Regions from separate parts of the Homo sapiens genome. Here region 1 is linked to region 2. Evidence: chromatin contacts called from ENCODE Hi-C or POLR2A ChIA-PET data. All regions are on one chromosome and are shown on one strand. The core of a region is the stretch at or near the end of the contact, and the rest is flanking DNA. Distances in the headings are between cores, read along the strand shown. Region 1 has its middle 68 kb from the start of ACSBG2. Region 2 overlaps RFX2 (regulatory factor X2).

The links. Hi-C counts contacts between places; a loop is a spot of excess contacts on that map. ChIA-PET counts read pairs that join two places held with the same protein, here RNA polymerase II (POLR2A). Pooled maps may share reads with other maps.
Region 1: a map with no recorded cell type shows a loop between it and region 2 (2.7-fold over the local background). The contact joins two enhancer-like sites. A Hi-C loop is called at or near these places in 1 of 37 single-sample maps with no recorded cell type and 8 of 50 pooled maps. POLR2A ChIA-PET finds 5 or more read pairs at or near these places in 3 of 52 experiments (A673, BJ and MCF 10A).

Annotation. Positions count from the first base shown.
Region 1 is chr19:6,201,479-6,205,779 of GRCh38, reverse strand. No RefSeq gene overlaps it. Among named protein-coding and RNA genes, the nearest start is that of ACSBG2, 68 kb to the right of the region's middle. RefSeq lists enhancers at 1,654-1,703, 1,724-1,773. Within about 2 kb of position 2,184, at least 3 of the 41 ENCODE cell types and tissues checked have a DNase peak (open chromatin) inside an H3K27ac peak, as active enhancers do.
Region 2 is chr19:6,063,601-6,068,178 of GRCh38, reverse strand. All of the region lies in intron 1 of RFX2 (regulatory factor X2), which reads left to right. The region is part of intron 1 of RFX2-AS1 (RFX2 antisense RNA 1); the gene reads right to left. Among named protein-coding and RNA genes, the nearest start is that of RFX2-AS1, 3.3 kb to the right of the region's middle. RefSeq lists enhancers at 1,987-2,281, 1,796-2,297. Within about 2 kb of position 1,343, at least 30 of the 41 ENCODE cell types and tissues checked have a DNase peak (open chromatin) inside an H3K27ac peak, as active enhancers do.

The DNA.
Region 1 (4,301 bases), core at 935-3,434, 140 kb before region 2:
CTGTCTGCTTTTTCCATTAGAGCTCTTAGCATATTATTATTTAAAATTGATATCAGCCAGGCGTGGTGGCTCATGCCTGTAATCCTAGCACTTTGGGAGGCTGAAGCGGGCGGATCACTTGAGGCCAGGAGTTCGAGACCAGCCTGGACAACATGATGATACCCTGTCTCTACTAAAAATGCAAAAAAAATTAGCCGGATCTGGTGGCGCATGCCTGTAATCCCAGCTACTCCCTGCTGGGTGAGTGCAAGGTTCCTGGGAATCCCCAGTACCTGACACTCACAACATACCCTGTTGGGAGGTGGAATTCAGGGACAGTTCAGGCTTGGATCTTGCTCTCAAGGGGTTCCCCAATGTTCTGGATGGGTGGAGAGAGGGCTCAGTGCTGGAGAGCCTCAAGAAGTGGGGAGGGCTTTCTGGAAGAGGGGACATGAATGCGGGGATTCACAGGATGTATATGAGTTCACTAGATAGAGACTGTCTGGAAAGGTGAGCTGAGCATGCTCAGGACTGGGCCATTGAAAAATCCCACTAAGCGTAGACTTAAGTGGGAGCTCTTGTCAGCTCCCTGTCCTGAGGACTCTTCCTTGGGATCCCATAGAAGGTGGGCTGGTGGCTTCCTGCCCGCAAAACACTCCGGGGAGAGGCCGCGTGCCCTTTACCCTGCCATGATGGCACCAATGCTGGCGATGACCCACTCTTCTGAGTTGAGACCCATGATTCCCACGCTGTGGAAGCGCTCCAGGCCCAGCTAGGGGAGGGAGGTCCTCGTGAGGCACTAGGAGGCTCAGCCATCCCCGCCCCACCTGCCCGGGAGCCTCAGGCTGAGAACCTTTGGCTCCCTTTTCTCTGTCGCCTGTTTCTTCTTTTTCTTTCTTCTTCTTCTTTTTTTTTTTTTTTTTTTTTTTCTGAAACAAGGTCTTGCTCTGTTGCCCAGGCTGGAATGCAATAGCGCAATCATGGCTCACTGCAGTCTCAACCTCCCCCAGCCCCAGCAATCCTCCCGCCTCAGTCCCCCAAGTAGCTGGGACTACAGGTGTACACCACCACCCCTGGCTAATTTTTTAATTTTTAATTTTTTTGTAGAGATGGGATCTCACTATGTCACCCAGGCTGGTCTTGTACTCCTGGGTTCAAGCGATCCACTCGCCTTGGCCTCCCAAAGCACTGGGATTACAGACACCTCTCTTGTCCTGTTTCTTCTGTTGTTTTCTCTGATAAAATAACCCATCCCCCTCATGACAAGCAACCACACTTTCATCTAGAACTGGGGCTCTCAGCCAGGGGGTGACTCTGTTCCTCAGGGGACATTTGGAAATACTTGGAGACATTTGGGGTTGTCATAGCTCGGGGAATGAAACGCCACTGGCATTGATGGAAACTAGATACTCACAGGACATTCTCCACCACAAAGAATGATTCGGCCCCTAAGGACAACGGCCCTGAGATTGAGAAATCCCGGAAAAAAAAAAAAAAATACAAACAAAATACCTTCCTGACATTTTTAAGCATGCATACTTTACAGAGCCAGGGCAATACTACATGTACGTTATCAAGACCTGCCTTTGTTCACAAAACCATTCATCTTGACTGTTTTCCCCAGTCTTTAAATATTTCTCTGCAATATCAAATCTAACATAATATCATCTAGTATAGAGATGACATGATTTAATCATCCCCCGTATTGGCTGATACTTATGTAGGCTCTGGCTGCTGGGTTTTTTTGTTGTTGTTTTCACTTTTTTTTTTTTTTTTTAATGAGACAGGGTTTTGGCTGGACACAGTGGCTCACGCCTGTAATCCCAGCACTTTGGGAAGCCAAGGCGGGCGCATCATGAGGTCAGGAGATCAAGACCATCCTGGCTAACACGGTGAAACCCCATCTCTATGAAAAATACAAAAAATTAGCCGGGCGTGGTGGCAGGTGTCTGTAGTCCCAGCTACTCGGGAGGCTGAAGCAGGAGAATGGCGTGAACCCGGGAGGCGGAGCTTGCAGTGAGCCGAGACCGCGCACCACTGCACTCCAGCCTGGGTGACAGAGCGTGACTCCATCTCAAAAAAAAAAAAGAGAGACAAGGTCTTGCTCTGTCACCCAAGGCTGGAGTGCAATGGTGCGTTCATGGCTCATGGCAGCCTCGACCTCCTTGGCTTAAGCAATCCTCCTGCCTCAGGCTTCTGAGTAGTTGGGACTACACATGCACCACCACGCCCGGCTAATTTTCATATTTTTTAGAGATGGCGGTCTCACTATGTTGTCCAGGCTGGTATAAGCCACCATGCCCAGCCTGGTTTCACTTTTATTAGATAAAATGTTGGGGCGAACGCCCTGGTAGCTCAAGCTTTGCCTATGCACTGTGATTATCTGTGCCGACATATGGATCGACTTGACAATTTAAGATGGTGTAACTCTCTTGGTTCCATTCACTCAGGTGAGTCCATCGGATCCAGGTGGAGCCCCTCCCCACCACTCCAGACTCTTGGATACAACTGCCCACCCCTCATTTCCTCGTCTAACACGCATCTCAAACCCAAACAGCCCAGCTAGGGGAGGGATGTTACCCACAGCCCTCATCCCTAAATCTCCTCCCTCCACTCCAACCTACCATAATCTCAGACAACAGCAGCTCCATCCTTCAAGTGGCACTGACCAGAAAACTTTGGTCATTCTCAGCGGGTTTTGCTGAGACACCAACAAATTCTGTGGGCTCTGCTTTCAGAATCCGAACGCTTCTCACCCTCTCTCCTGCTACATCTTGGTCCAAACTATCATCATCTCAATCTCAGCTGGTCTCTTTCCCCTCAGTCTGTCCTCCCCACAGTAGCCAGAGAGCGCCGTGAGCACCTGAGTCAGGGCATATCCCTCCTCTGCCTCCATGGCTCCCACTCCCCCTCCCCTCGGGTAAAAGCCAAGTCCCCCACAAGGCCCACCAGGCACTTCTCAACCTTCCCCACCCCCTCCCTCCCTCACTCTGCTCCAGCCACAGGGGCCTCCTCCTCACTGCTCCTTCAACACAGCAGGCACTGTCCTGCCTCAGGGCCTTTGCACAAACTCCCCTTGACCTGGAACACCATCCCATAGATCTTTTCTCTTCATTGAAGTCTTTGTTGAAATATCACTTTCTCTCAGTGAGGCTCTCCTTAGCCACCTTTTTCTTTCTTTCTTTCTTTTTTTTTTGAGACAGAGTCTCACTCTGTTGCCCAGGCTGGAGTGCAGTGGCGTGATCTCGGCTCACTGCAACCTCTGGCTCCCGGGTTCAAGTGATTCTTCTGCCTCAGCCTCCCAAGTAGCTGGGATTACAGGCATGCACTACCATACCCAGCTAATTTTTGTATTTTTAGTAGAGACGGGGTTTCACCATATTGGTGAGGCTGGTCTCGAACTCCTGACCTCAAGTGATCTGCCCTCCTCTGCCTCCCAAAGTGCTGGGATTACAGGTGTGAGGCACTGCACCTGGCTAGCCGCCATACTTTTAAATTCTGCCCCCACCTCAACAGTTTACTCCTTTACGTGCTTTGGATTCCTCTGAATCACTGAACACTGTCTTACCTATTGCATAATTTACTTGTTTATTACATTGACAGAACAAGTCACAGGAGGTCTCTTATCCCCTTTCCTGATCTGAAAAATGGGTGTTCATTAATTCAACAAACATCAGAGGGTTGGCGCTGGTACAACAACAAGGCAATCTGGCCTCTCGCCCTCAAGGAAATGACCAAATAAACAAATGACCTTGGTAACTTGTAGCCATGATGATGAAAACTGGGAAGAATATTTTTTTGTGACAGAGTCTTGCTCTGTCGCCCAGGCTGGAGTGCAGTGGCATGATCTCGGCTCACTACAACCTCCACCTCCCAGTAGCTGGGATTACAGGTGTGCCACCATGCCTGGCTAATTTTTTTTGTATGTTTAATAGAGACAGGGTTTCACCATGTTGCCCAGGTTGGTCTCAAACTCCTGACCTCAAGTGATCCACCCATCTCAACCTCCCAAAGTGCTGGGATTACAGGCGTGAGCCACCGTGCCTGGCCCTGGGCAGACAACTTTTAAAGGGGCTGTCACAGAGAGGGGGAAGAGGGCAGGTTCGGGGAACCAGGGTAGCAAGGAAAGACCTCGCTGAGGAAATGCCACTGGAGAAGAGACACAGTAAAAACCATAATAATGGCCAGGCACAGTGGCTCATGCCTGTAATCTCAGCACTTTGGGAGGCCGAGGTGGGTGAATCACGAGGTCAGGAGTTTGAGACCAGCCTGGCCAACATGGTGAAACCCCCGTCTTTACTAAAAATACAAAAAATTAGCTG
Region 2 (4,578 bases), core at 94-2,593:
CCAGCCGTGTCCCCTAAGCAAAGCCTCCCATGGCACCAGCTGCTGGTGATTTGACCTCCAGGACTAGCATTCAAGGTTGTCACCACATCACCACTTAGCCATACATTAACAGCCCAAGAGTCTGGCTTCAAATTCCTCATCTCCCTGCAACACAGATTCAAATTCTAACAGTATAGAATCTGTCTTCCTTTCTTCTCAGGGAGGCATGTCTATTCCATTCCTATTCTAGGAATGACTCCTGGATGATATCTTAAAAAAACAGTTTCTGTGCACTGACTGTGTCTGTCTCAAAGGGCAAACCTCCGCTGAGAGCTCCTTGAAAGGTATGCTTGGTCATGCACAAATCTATCAGCATTGTGTGCTTTTATCATCCAAAATGTTGACCCATCGAGGCTGCAGCTACATGTTGCTCATTCTATCAAAATGTTTTAAGATCCTTGGCTGGGCCCACCAAAAACAAGAGCACTGCTTAGAGCTCTGTGTTCCCCTTGAAAGGTGGTGGTGCCACTTCACCCTCTCCTGGTCCCAAAGCCTCAGAGAAGCCATGCTCAGCCTGAACTGCTCCAGGCAGAACAAAAGCTGCACTAGCTTCAGTTTAGCCCTTTTCTTTTCCCCCTTCATGGGTCGAGATTGCCCAACCATGTGCCTCCTCTTTCCGGAGATATGTGTCCCTTGTGTGTCCTGCCATCTGGGGGCATCTGATGTGGCCTGGCTTCCTCTTAGAAAAGTCTTCCTCTCTCCGGGTAGGGAGGGAAGAGCCGGCGCAGTGATGTCAAAGATATACTGTAAGTCCCTCCCGGCAAAGCCCCACAAGGCATTTCTGACGCTGAGTCAGTGGTTCCCTTTGCACTTGTTCCATACGTACATGATATTTCCAAAAGTCGTTTTAATTTGGTATCAACTCCTCTGTTTTCACACTTTTTTCCAAATAGCTTAATCCATGATTCATTTTACTTCGCCCAGAAAACACTTGTGCAGCTATGAACTCTCCCACATTGTTTGTTTGATGATAAATAGATTCTTTCCTCTTGGAGAAAAGGGCACTTTCTCCTCCCAGTACTAGGAAGGATTGAAATCCCTCCTGTGATGCCCTCTTACCTCAGAGAGAGTTGTTCCTCCTTGGGTTTTGTTATTTCAGAACAAATATGGTAAACTGTTTTCCCCTCAGTTACTATAGAGAAGAGATTATTTGCCTTTCTCTTAGGGCTTCTGAAAATAATAGATTACATATTTGAGAGGGTTTTTTTTAGATCTGGTTAATGTGAGATAGAGGGGGTTGCTCCGGGATGACATTGTTTGGTTTGGGAAGTATTCTCCCGGTTGCCCAGCAACAGGCTCTTGGAAACGGGAGTGGACTGCGTTGCCCCTGGCAACCGTTGTTACTTAGCAAACAATGAGGGCCGGGCAAACAGTGCCAAGACTGCGGACTCCAGGTTTTAATTGAACATCTGCATATATTTTTCTCTGATTAAATTTGAGTTTGATTTGCCACAACAGGCAGACATGGATCCACTCGGGATCTGCTTGAAAGAACCAATATTGTAATGTTGACTCCCAGGCTGCACAAACGCAGAGGCCCCATTGAAACAAACTTCTGGCCATTCGAATATGTCCTAGACTGCTCTCAACTGGAGACTTATTTTAGTCTTAAGTGGAATTTCTTTTTTGATCTAATTCCTGGTGTTCAGAAAATCATTACTTGTCCAACCTACTACCGTACATCACTGATAAATCCGCAATTTCTGGAGCGCTTTTCAGCACGATGCCTTCATTTCTGCTGCCTAAGAATTTCAGAAGAGCAAAGAGTTGAGCCCTGGCTGGCTCACATGTAGAGACATTCACAGATAGGGTTGGCTGAGGGTGGAAATTGGACCCAGCACCTTCTGGTTTCATGTGCTCAATGTTCCTGTTAAGAAGTTGGGTCCACCCGTGGCCCTCAGTGGGATGTGTATGTTATGTTTATTAAGAGAGGTCGCACGTTCCCACTAACAAAGTGCCCTGTTGATGGGCACTTTGCAGCCACAGGTTGGATTTTGATCAAAACAGCCTCACTCCCCCACCTCCTCCGCTGGCAAGCCAGAGATAGCGATTGTTGACAAGGGTTTGTTGCTTAGGTAAACACCACCCCTGAACTTCATTCAGAGCGGGTGACACATTTCTTCCCCTCCTCCCAGCCCCGCCCCCAGCCCCCGCCCCCACTGCCAGGGCTATAAATTCAGAACTGTTAGCCAAGACAGGTTTTTGGTGAAGACTTTATTCTTCCTCATTCATCTCGAGTGCAATCTGACTAATGCAGCAACAGCCGCAAAAGTGCCGCCTGTAACAGACACTCCAGCCCCTCACTAAAACAGCTCCTGTGGTTCCCGTGGTGAGACTCGCTTTAGTTGTATGGATTTTTTTTAAGGACGATTCACTTTGTTGCTGAATGCCCCCAAGAAAATGTTCATTGCACGTTTGTTACCGGCATTTCAGCTAATCTTAGGACTATTTAAAGTATCTAAACAAATTTCCCAACTTTCTTTTGCAGCAGAAACTTATAATGGAATGTCATTTGTGTTTTTTTTGGAGACAGAGTCTCGTTCTGTCGCCCAGGAAGCTCCGCCTCCCGGGTTCACGCCATTCTTCCGCCTCAGCCTCCCGAGTAGCTGGGACTACAGGCGCCCGCCACCGCACCCGGCTAATTTTTTTGTATTTGTAGTAGAGACGGGGTTTCACCGTGTTAGCCAGGATGGTCTCGATCTTCTGACCTCATGATCCACCTGCCTCGGCCTCCCAAAGTGCTGGGATTACAGGCATAAGCCACCGTGCCCGGCCTTTTTTTCTTAAAAAGGCAAGCTGATTAGCCATCAGCCTTATTAGATGTGATAATTAGGATCCAATGGCTGCGAGTGTTGTTGGAATGAAAATGAATAAGGTCTGACTTACACAAAGACTCCCCCAAAGATTAAAATACATTATTTGTCCTGCAACCTGTTGTAGGATAGTGGTAGAAGACCACTATATACTTAAAAAGATAAATCCTCCCAAAGAAATGCTGTTCTACCTTCTACAATATTATTTTCTGCCCAGTCCCCAGTTTAAGTAAGTCATTTTTCAGGAATTAGAGCCTCATTTAAAATTTTTTTTAAATTTATCATTTTCTTATTTCCCATGGAAGTATTTTCCCATATATCAGGCTTTGCAATTTGGGCAAACCACTTAACATCTTTAGGTAAGTTTCTTCATCTGTTTGATGAAAGAGCTGGGTTAGGTGGTTTTTAAAGGGGCCTCTCCATGCTGTGGTTTTAGATGGAAATTCTTGAATTTGAACTAGGCTCTTTCTCCGCTTCTTAAATTCCAGAATCAAATCACGACTGGAGGGGAGGTAGGAGGTAGATTGAAAAGGTCCCCTATGTGATGTTGGTGGGATCCAGAAAGCCAGCCTCCTCCTGGCCAGAATCAGTCATGGAGATGTGGAAAGAACATGCACTGCCTGTTGCCCTGCCCTCACTGGCTGTCTCTAGAGATGGCTGTCAGGAGGAAGGGTCACACAGGCAGGACGAGACCCCATCCCCAGGTGGGCACAGGTGCCCAGTGGGCGTGCTGCCGGGTCAGGTCACCAGGCTGAGAAAGCAGGAGATGCTACTGCTGAGGAACTGTCACTTGTCATTTCAAGGTCCACTCCTCCACCCTCTGGCAGCATGAGTCGCTCTGAAAGATTTTGAAGCTGGGACAGGAGAGGGTGAGTGAGGTGAGGCCTCCGCATGCCAGGTTTTCACTGGCACATTCCCCATCTTCATCTTGACCATCAGCAGCTGCACTGCAGCCCTGCTCATGGTCAGAAAGGGAGAGAAACGTGAGAGGGAAAGAAAGGCTGGTAAGAGAAGGAGAACACAAAAGCATGATGCCTTAGGAAGCCGCTTCCAAGAATCCTGGGACAGGCCCCTGTGCTCAGCTGAAGACGGGAGCTGGAGGCCAACATGGTGAAGGTGGCTAGAACAGGTGAGCAGCCCGGAGCAGGCGGGCTGCTCATTCTCTTGTTCATTGCAAAACACGTCTTGAGCATCTTTGCAGGCAATGTGCTACGTAGGGTCTGGGGTTGGGGTGAGGGATCTGTGAGGGGGCTGCTGAGATGACATAGATCCAGACTTTGTTTTCTCAAGAAGGGCTGGCTGGCCAAGAAGCCAGATGTGAACAGCTGCATGACATGAAGTAATCTGAGGGGACAAGCACGGAGAGTGGTTTGGTGAATCTGGAAATGCTGTGTGGAGTAAAGGTGTGGCCTTAGACGTGTGGTTCTCCATGGGGGTGGTCCTGCCCCCAGGGGACACTGGGCGATGTCTGGAGACATTTGTGGCTGTCAGACAGGGGTCGGGGGGTTTCCTGGCATGGAGTGGGTGGAGGCCAGGGATGCTGCCCAGCACCCTGCGGTGCCCAGGACGGCCCCACCCCAGAGTGTATTCCTGCCCCTCATATCCGCATTGCTGAGGTCAGGAAAGCCTGTATGACATGACAAGCTGACTGGAGAGAGGGTTTCCCCACTGCTCATCACTTGCCTGGGATCCCCTTTGGAGCTGCTGGCTGCTGTCTCTCTGCCTC